Linked DNA regions of Homo sapiens: region 2 is linked to region 1. A link is a contact called in ENCODE Hi-C or POLR2A ChIA-PET data. All regions are on one chromosome and are shown on one strand. Each heading gives the region's core, a stretch centred on a gene start or an enhancer-like site at or near the end of the contact. The rest is flanking DNA. Distances are from core to core; before and after follow the strand shown. Region 1 has its middle 53 kb from the start of ANTXR2. Region 2 overlaps ANTXR2 (ANTXR cell adhesion molecule 2).

Region 1 (4,472 bases), core at 1,441-3,940:
ATGCATTAGCTCATTAATCACAACAACCCTGAGGTAGGTACTACTATTATTCCCATTTTAAAGATAGGAAAACTGAGGTACTGAAACGTTAACTACCTTGCTCTGGGTTACATGGCTAGTGAGTATTAAAGCTGTAATGTGAACAGTTACTCTAACTCTAAAACCAGTACTCTTAATCACCAGGCTAATTATATTCTACTTTCTTCAGTTTTTATTTTTCATTTTCTGTTTTTTTCATCAGTCTCTCCAAATTCTCTTTCTTGCTCATCCTCTCTCTTTACCTGTACTATCACCATCCCCATTCATTTTGCGGGTATCCGTTGCTGTTCATCCTCCCCTTCTCATCCTCTCTTTCTTTCTCATCACACTACCTCTTCTGTCTAGAATTTCATCTTCCAAAGTCTTCTTCATGTAAAAAATATTTCACTAAACAAATACAAGTGTTTGTACCTGAGGTTTTAATTGGAGGCTTTGAAGAAAATAACAGGTTAGAATTGAGAGATTGTAGGTTCTAACATTAAGAGAAATGAGGGAGGAGACATTTTACCAACATTTGAGTTGAAGCTTCATCCAAAGGTATTTAAGGCATTGAGTTTCAATGGATATCCAATGTTCTGGCCCCTAATGTCTTTTCTCTTCACTGTTTGATTTCTCCAGGAGAATTAGGTGGCTGGTGTGGGGTGGGGGTAGGGGCAGGTAAGGAGAAGCAAAAATAAATACATAACAAGGCAGGATACAGAGGTGATTCACTAACTGTCAGGAAGTTTAAAGTGTGAACAAGACTGCCAGTAGGAAGTGAGTCACTAACAGGCAACCCAGGGGAAATCTCCCAAGAGAGAAGAGAAAAGTTAGTTGAAAGAGAGTTGACTGTTGGGAAAGTTATTAAAGTAAGGTCTTCAGTAGACACAGTAACTTGGAGGTTTGATGTATAACAGGGAGAGGCTATCTGATCCCTGATAGCTCCCTTGTTCATGCCGGAGTTTTTTTTTTTTTTTTTTTTTTTTTTTTTTTTTTTTTTAGTATTTATTTATTTATTATTTTTAGTAATTCTTTTCCTTCTTTTAAAATAAAAATAAGCTGTAAGAAATAAAGTTAATATTTATCCAGAAGTCTTATGCACTAGGTACTTTATATAAATCATTTTATCTTAAAAATAACTCTGTGAAGCAGACACAAATATTATCTGTATTTTCCAGATAGGAAAACTGAGAAGTTAAGTATCTTGCCCAAGAATACACAGGAAAGGATGTGGCAGATACAATATTAAACAAGACATCAGGCTCCAGAGTCTACCAGACCAACCACTTTGCAATATTGCCTCTCATTATTAATAAATGACTAATTTCTTAGTGAAGGCATGAGTAGATAAGGCTCTTTTTTCTCCTCATTTATAGAAAAACTCAGAGAAAGAATGAGACAGAGCGACTAGAAAGGAGGAGGAAGGAAGGTGAGAGAGAGTGACAATTGAACAAAAGAAAAGAGTGATGACACAAAAAATAACAATAGTCAATAACATTTTTATGTGTTTCTTCTGTTTCTGTGCCAGAAACTTTGTTAGGCAACTTGTATACATTACTTTATTAATCACTCCAAGCACTTCATATGTGGATGCTTTTATTTTACCTCCTTATATTTATGAAGATGTTGGCATGGAAAGTTAAGCAAATTGCCCAACATTATGTAGCTAATATATGACAGAGCTGGGCTTTGAACCCAGGCCCGGGGATCCTTTTCCTCAACCACATTACTGAGCAGACTGAAAAGAAACTCCTAATGATGACTGGGGTGAGGCTAGTCCTCTGTAAAGTTACCAAATTGATCATTGTTGGGGTCTTCAATTTTTTGTCCCCGTTTAATAATTATAGTCTAGATGATCTGAACCCCTCCTCCCTAAATTGTTATTGAGAACCACATGGTCAAGCTTAGATTAGGAGACAGTATGGAGAGCAGCTGTTAAAATTCCAGCAGTGGGGTCTTCAATTTTGTAATATTTGATAGCCTTAATGGCTGTTCTCCCCTCCTTTCTGCCCCATGAGTGGGTAGCAGAAATTCCTGAATGAGAACTGCAAGCTAAGAGTCAGGAGGACTGCTCAGCTGGAGGGTGGGCAATAAAACCCAGTATAACACAGCATGAAAATAGTTTTTGGGGAAAAGAGATGTTGGAAATATACAAGCTTCAAAGCCTAGAGAGAAGAAAATTCAGATTTTTTGGGGGGCAGGAAACAGTAGCTGATAGTAGATGTGGTTATGATGTCACCAGGACTTCACCCAAATTAGCTCTTCATGACTTTACCTAGTGCCGCAGATGAAAGGAAATTAGATTCTCAAAGACTCAGGAGGATTAGAAGCTGAAGGCACTATTTTATTCTAAGCTGGAGATAGAAACAAGATAGGTCAGACCACAAGGGTCTGAAACCAGACTTCACAGGCTAGACTAAGGCCTGTTAGTTGAAAAAGCAATACCCCTGGCAGGGAAAAGCAGAATTTTCCGAATCTTGTAGAGGCTTGGGTCATATGCAGTGGTTTGCATCTGTTGACCACTCAGGATCCCGGTTACAAATACCTTCAAGGCAAATTATCCTCAGATGTCAGCAACATTTATTCATTTGTTCATCAAACATTCATGTTCTTGTAACGTGCCAGCCATGGTGCTAGGTGCTGGGTATATAGTAGAAAATGAAATAAATGTAACCTCTGCTCTCATGAAGTTTGCCATCTGGTGGAGAAGCCAGCAATTGAACAGATAAATACACAAAAACAAGTTTCAAGTTATAGAGAAATGAAGGAAAAGTGAAAAGTGCTTTGAGGAGAAGAAAGGCAGGGACATTGTACTGGACACAGAGATGAGCTATGCAGATCTTCCTTCAAGAAAAGACTTTCTGAGAATTTTTGCCTCTATGGTTATCAGTGACAGTGACCTGTAAGTTTCTTTTTCTGTTGAGTCATTATCTGGCTTTGTTATCAGGGTAATGCTAGCTACATAGAATGAATTTATGAAAGTATTCCCTCCTCTTTAATTTTTTTGAGAGTTTGATTCATTATTCAAATGTTTGGTAGAGTTCAGCAGTAAGCCATCAGGTCCTCAGCTTTTCTTGGATGGGAGACTTATGGCTTTTATTCTACTACTCATTGCTGGCTTGTTGAGGTTTTCTCTTGCTTCATATTTCAATCTTGGTAGGTTTTATGTGTTTAGGAATTTATCCATTTCTTCTAGGTTTTCCAATTTGTTGGCATATAGTTAGTTGCTCACACTAGTCTTGAATTATTCTTTGTATGTCTGAGGTCTCAGTTGTTATCTCTCCTTTTTTGTTTGTGTTTTTATATATTTATTTGGATCTTCTCTCTTTTTCTTTGTGTAACTAAACATTTGTTGAATTTTTAATCTTTACAAAAAAACAACATTTTGTTTTGTTGATATTCTGTATTTTTTTTGTCTCAGTTTTACTTATTTCTACTCTGGTCCTCATTATTTCTTTCTTTCTACTAATTTTGGGTTTGGTTTGTTCTTGCTTTTCTAGTTCCTTGAGATGTGTTTTTAGGTTGTTTATTTCTCCTTTTATGATATAGGTGTTTATTGCTTTAAACTTCTCTCTTAATACTGCTTTTGCTGTGCCTCATAGATTTTGATATGTTGTATTTTCATTTTCATTTGTTTCATTCTTAATTTCTTCATTGATCCATTGATCAATGCAGAGCATGTTGTTTAATTTGTACATGTTTGTGCATTTTCCAAGGTTTCTCTTGTTATTAATTTCTAGTTTTATTCTATTGTGGTAGTAAAGATGCTTGATATGATTTCTATTATTTTGAATTTGTTCAGACTTGTCTTGTGGCTTAAGATATAGTCTACTGTGAAGAATGTTCCATGCACTAGTGGAAAGAATGTATTTTTTTCAGCAGTTGAGCAAAATATTATGTAAATATCACTTGGGTCTATTAGACCTATTGTGCAGTATAGTTCCACTGGTTCTTCGTTGATTTTCTGTCTGGATGATGTTCCCATTACTGACAGTGTGGTGTAAAAGTCCCTTACTATTTTTGTATTGCATTCTATCTTTCCCTTTAGATCTTTTAATACTTGCTGTATATACCTGGGAGCTCTGGTGTTGGGTGAATATATACTTATAATTGTTATAATTTCTCTTGCTGAATTGACCCCTTTATCATTATACAGTGACTTTCTTGTCTCTTTTTACATTCTTAGATTTGTAGTCTGTTTTATCTGATATAAACATAGCTATTCTTGATCGTTTTTGGTTTTCACTTGCATGGAATATATTTTCCTACCCCCTCACTTTCAATCTATGTGCATTTTTGTAGGTAAAGTGGGTTTCTTGAAGGCAGCATATAGTTGGGTCTTGATTTTTTTATATTCAGCCAATCTATGCATTTTACATGGAGATTTCAGACCATTTACATTCTATGTTATTGTTGATGAGTAAGGACTTACTATGGCCACTTTATTGCCTATT
Region 2 (4,352 bases), core at 1,411-3,910, 89 kb after region 1:
CTCATATTACCACTAGCAGTGTATAAACATTCCCTTTTTTCCACAACCTCACCAGCATTTGTTGGTTTTCGACTTTTTAATAATAGCCATTCTGATTGATGTGAGATGGTATCTCATTTTGGTTTTAATTTGCATTTCTCTAGTGATTAGCAACGTTGTGCATTTTTTTGTATGTTTGTTGGCCACTTGTATGTCTTCTTTTGAGAAGTGTCTGTTCACCCATTTTGATATCTTGAACATTTCAATTTGTATAATTACTTGGTGAGAATAGACTATTAACTTGTTTTTGTAAAACTGTTCAAAAAAACTTATGGTGCAAACTATTTGCATTCAGACATCAAATTATTTTGATTTCTAGTTGTTGCTTTCTTAATATTGGAACATGGTAAACTCTAGATGGAAAAGAACAAATTTAGAACAAATTTTATTTTCTAAAAATGCATAAATTCTCTTCTTACTCTTCTCCCTCCTCTCTATTTTTCATTTGGAAATGGTTTTGGTGAAGTTTGTTTCAAATTATAGATTTCTGGATTTCCAACATTCATAATTTATGGAAGAAATAGATGCCTCATCACATAAATTAACTTTATCCTGACTCATCTGTGTCCTAATATGATTGTTGGTTTGTTAATAAGACTTTTTAATATCCTCATTAATTTATGTGTTCAATGTTTATTCCTTAAGCATTTATTGGTTGTACCGAAGGCACAAAACAATGTGTAAGGCCCTGAATGTGCTGTATAGTATAATTCAATCTCATTTCTTTCCTCAAAAAGTTTGTTTTCTAGTAGAAGAGTTGAGTTATGCACTAATAATATAATTTAAGGTCCAAACAGTTTTTTTTTATAAATAAAACAAACTTTAGAGAGGAGCATATGCCATGGAAATTCAATTAGATAACATTAGATTGTGATACCAATGTTATGACTTGTGCTCTCACTATTTGCTTTTCAATGAATGTGTTACCTGAGTCACTTTTCCATTCAATTATATTATTTTTAGAAAAACTTATTTTATTAAAATAATTATGAATATTGAATTAATGTAAATGTATTGTTATTAGCAAATGTAAGCTATACTGTTTACTGCAGGATATATCTAACATTAGCTATCCTTAATCTCTGCTTAATTTAACTTGATTTCTTTAAACTCAGACTTTAATAGAACATAAATTGTTGAATCATCCTGAACCTCTTCTTTAAAATTAAAATACCTTATAGGGGATATACAGGGCCTGGCTCCAAAGATGTAGATCACCAGCAGTCCTGGAGGGTGTTTGTTCTTCAGCCTTAAAGAGATCTCCTTAGGAGAATTGCTTATTTGATATTGCTATTGGAATTCTCATTTATTTAGAAATGTTTTGATGGATTGGATCAAATTAAAAGACCAAGTCAACATATGCACAATTATCTTAAATATTATGAAATCTGATTGACTTATGGTCAGTGCTGATAGAAGAGAGAAAACAAATATAAAGTTACAAATTCACTGAAGTCATTCCGGATGCATGTTTTTTGACATGATCTTTAGAAAATCCTTTTGTAATTTTTTGATTTACTTTATTCTGAGGAATTGCAGAGAAATGGTTTCTATTGCCAATAGATGTAATCTTTAAGTGCCTCATAATTTTCCTGAGTACTTGAAATATTTTTTCAGTAATACTGATAAAGCTGTGGCTAAATAACTAAAGAGATTATAAACTGAAAGATGCAATTAGTCTCCTTAATAAGATCTGTTTTAAGATAAATTCCTTCAGGACTGATGACAGACAAAATAGATTTGGGGGTTTTGTGTTTTCCTTTAACCTTCCATTTTGATGGTTCACTGTTGTCACTGTTATCTCAGATTGGCCAAAGCTATAGCTATAATGTCCATTTTTGTTAGTTGGAACCTTTTCAGCTTCATATTCCTTTGCAAATCTTTTCTATTCTATTTCCTTCAGAGTCTTGTTATCTGAATTATGTCCAAATTTTTAAAGATGTTAGTGATTTGAAATACTACCCTTCCAAGAGGGCACATTAACCTTTAACAAGAGTTCTTAATTCTTGAATCCATAAAAGTGAATGTTGGTTATTGTAGATAAAGTAGCAGACCAAGAGGAGGTATTTGGGTGCAGAAAGGTCTTTGAGTGCCTATGGAATCTCTTTGGTCATTTCTGGATTTAAATGGGCCTCATCTGCAGTTTCTCAGATATAAAATTTTACGAGGTTTGTTTTCTAATCACAAAATCCTCAATCACTATGTGAAAAGTTGAGTTTATTGGAAAGTTATCTTAAAAAGTACAAATTTTCCCTCTTTTCAGAGATGTATATTCAGCAACAAAGTTCCATGATTTGACACAGTTGATTTTAGGGGCTGAGAACTTATAGTTTTGCTGTTATTAAAGAAAGCACAGAAAGCATGTCTATTTCCTGCTACAGTCCTTACTTCCTATTCTAGTTATGAAAAGGAGATGCTAGAAACTGCTGTAAATAATCTGTCTTCAACTTCTGCCAAGAAAGGAATGTCAAGAAAGGAATTCTGGAGATCATCTGGAATTTGTCTGACTGATAATATAGTGCAGAGCAGTTCTAAAAATAAAGACAGGATTGTTGTCCATGAGGAGCAGCGTATTTCATCATTGTTTTTCAGTTGTAGCCTTGTCCCTTGTGTGGTGGTTTCTGTTTCTCAGAACAAGCTAAGAAGAGCAGTTCTGTTCCTGTGTTCTGGGAATGCTTGAGTATGGAGTCTGTGTTTTTAAAAAGAATATTGGCTCATATAAGGAGTCTATGTTCTGCAATTGTAATTTTTTATGCAAGTAAGAGGGACTAGCACCCACAGGAATTAAGCCTGAGAAATGGGATAGAAATGCCACTGTCCAATAAAGAGAAGTGCTTTTTAATTTTAATTTTAATTTATTTATTTGTTTGAGACGGAGGCTTGCTCTGTCGTCCAGGCTGGAGTGAAGTGGCATGACCTTGGCTCATTGCTGTGTTAAAGCGATTCTCCTGCCTCAGCCTCCCGAGTAGCTGGGATTACAGGCGCGAGCCACCATACCTGGCTCATTTTTTGTATTTTTAGTAGAGACAGGATTCACTATGTTGGCCAGGCTGGTCTTGAACTCCTGACCCCAAGTGATCCCTCTGCCTCGGCCTCCCAAACGGCTGCGATTATAGGCATGAGCCACTGTGCACAGTCAGAAGTGCTTTTTTATTGATATTATTTTGAACCACCGCACCCAGTCAGCAGTGCTTTTTTATTGATATTATATTGGTCTTCTGAACAGAAAACATAACAGCATTACTAAACAGGGGGTCTGATTTGTTATCTTGTTTTTGCTTGATTGGGAAAGTCAACATAGATTTTATGGCAGCAGGAAATTTTAGTTATCTATTCATACCCAAGGTTATCAGACTTTGAGACAATGCTCACTTTTCCTGTGCTTATCTGAATTTACTTTAATCAAATAAGGATCCTACAGTACATAATCTTAAAATATACCCTGAAATACAGTGCAGAAGTTTCCTAAGAACTTGGTAGCTGTACACGCTATAGTTAATAGATTTTCTCTGAGATCTATTGAAGTATGGAGAAGACCTCAAGGTTATTACTAATCTTATAATTTACTTCACATTGTAATTTTAGATCTATAGCTTGGTAATCTTTTTTTTTTTTCTTTTTTAGATACTAGCTCAGTCATGTACTGAAATCCTAGAATTGCAGCCCTCAAGTGTCTGTGTGGGGGGTAAGTGTTTAGAATTTAAAAATACCATGTAAGAAATTGTATTTTTTTCCTAGCTAAAATATATGATATGAAACTCATGTTGGAAAAAGAATAGCAAAATTAACTTTTTTGGCATCTTTTTTGTGTAAGAATTTTTAAATAATTCCTTGAAATATTTCTATTTTAAATTCAAATTTTTAAGATTGGAATGTTATTTTAAATAATGAGCATATTGTGTGACAGGCTTTTAGAATCTTCTGTATATTTAGTTCACGCTTGAGACCTTTCCTATGGCAAATAAAATAAAATATGAAATTGTTTCTTTTGTCTGATTATACAAACAGTCAGGTATATGTAGACTTTGAGCTCCATGCTTTGATGACCTGGACAAAGTACAGAATCTGCCAGCTCAGGGCACATAAGGAAGTGACTTATGGACGGATTGCAGGAAGGAAGCAGGTGGCTTTATCAGCTGGTGCTAAGCACATACTCAGGTTTTCACACCTCCCAGCCATCCTTGCCCAGACAGAGTGTGATTCTCTCTGGCCTATTTTGTTTCTTTTTCAAGCCTGACCTACAGTTCATTTTAACCTGACTTTACTTTAAAAAGGAAAAATATTGGGTCTGGTGGGGGAGAAAATATGTTGTG

Evidence for each region. Hi-C counts contacts between places; a loop is a spot of excess contacts on that map. ChIA-PET counts read pairs that join two places held with the same protein, here RNA polymerase II (POLR2A). Pooled maps may share reads with other maps.
Region 2: a loop to region 1 is called in a pooled map, with 2.1 times the contacts of the local background. The contact joins two enhancer-like sites. A Hi-C loop is called at or near these places in 2 of 50 pooled maps. POLR2A ChIA-PET finds 5 or more read pairs at or near these places in 2 of 52 experiments (activated T-cell and activated naive CD4-positive, alpha-beta T cell).

What each region holds. Positions count from the first base shown.
Region 1 is chr4:80,123,834-80,128,305 of GRCh38, reverse strand. No RefSeq gene overlaps it. Among named protein-coding and RNA genes, the nearest start is that of ANTXR2, 53 kb to the right of the region's middle. RefSeq lists a cis regulatory region at 704-841. Within about 2 kb of position 2,690, at least 3 of the 41 ENCODE cell types and tissues checked have a DNase peak (open chromatin) inside an H3K27ac peak, as active enhancers do.
Region 2 is chr4:80,035,344-80,039,695 of GRCh38, reverse strand. ANTXR2 (ANTXR cell adhesion molecule 2) reads left to right here. Exons shown (of 17, transcript NM_058172.6): 8 at 3,664-3,724. Among named protein-coding and RNA genes, the nearest start is that of ANTXR2, 36 kb to the left of the region's middle. Within about 2 kb of position 2,660, at least 6 of the 41 ENCODE cell types and tissues checked have a DNase peak (open chromatin) inside an H3K27ac peak, as active enhancers do.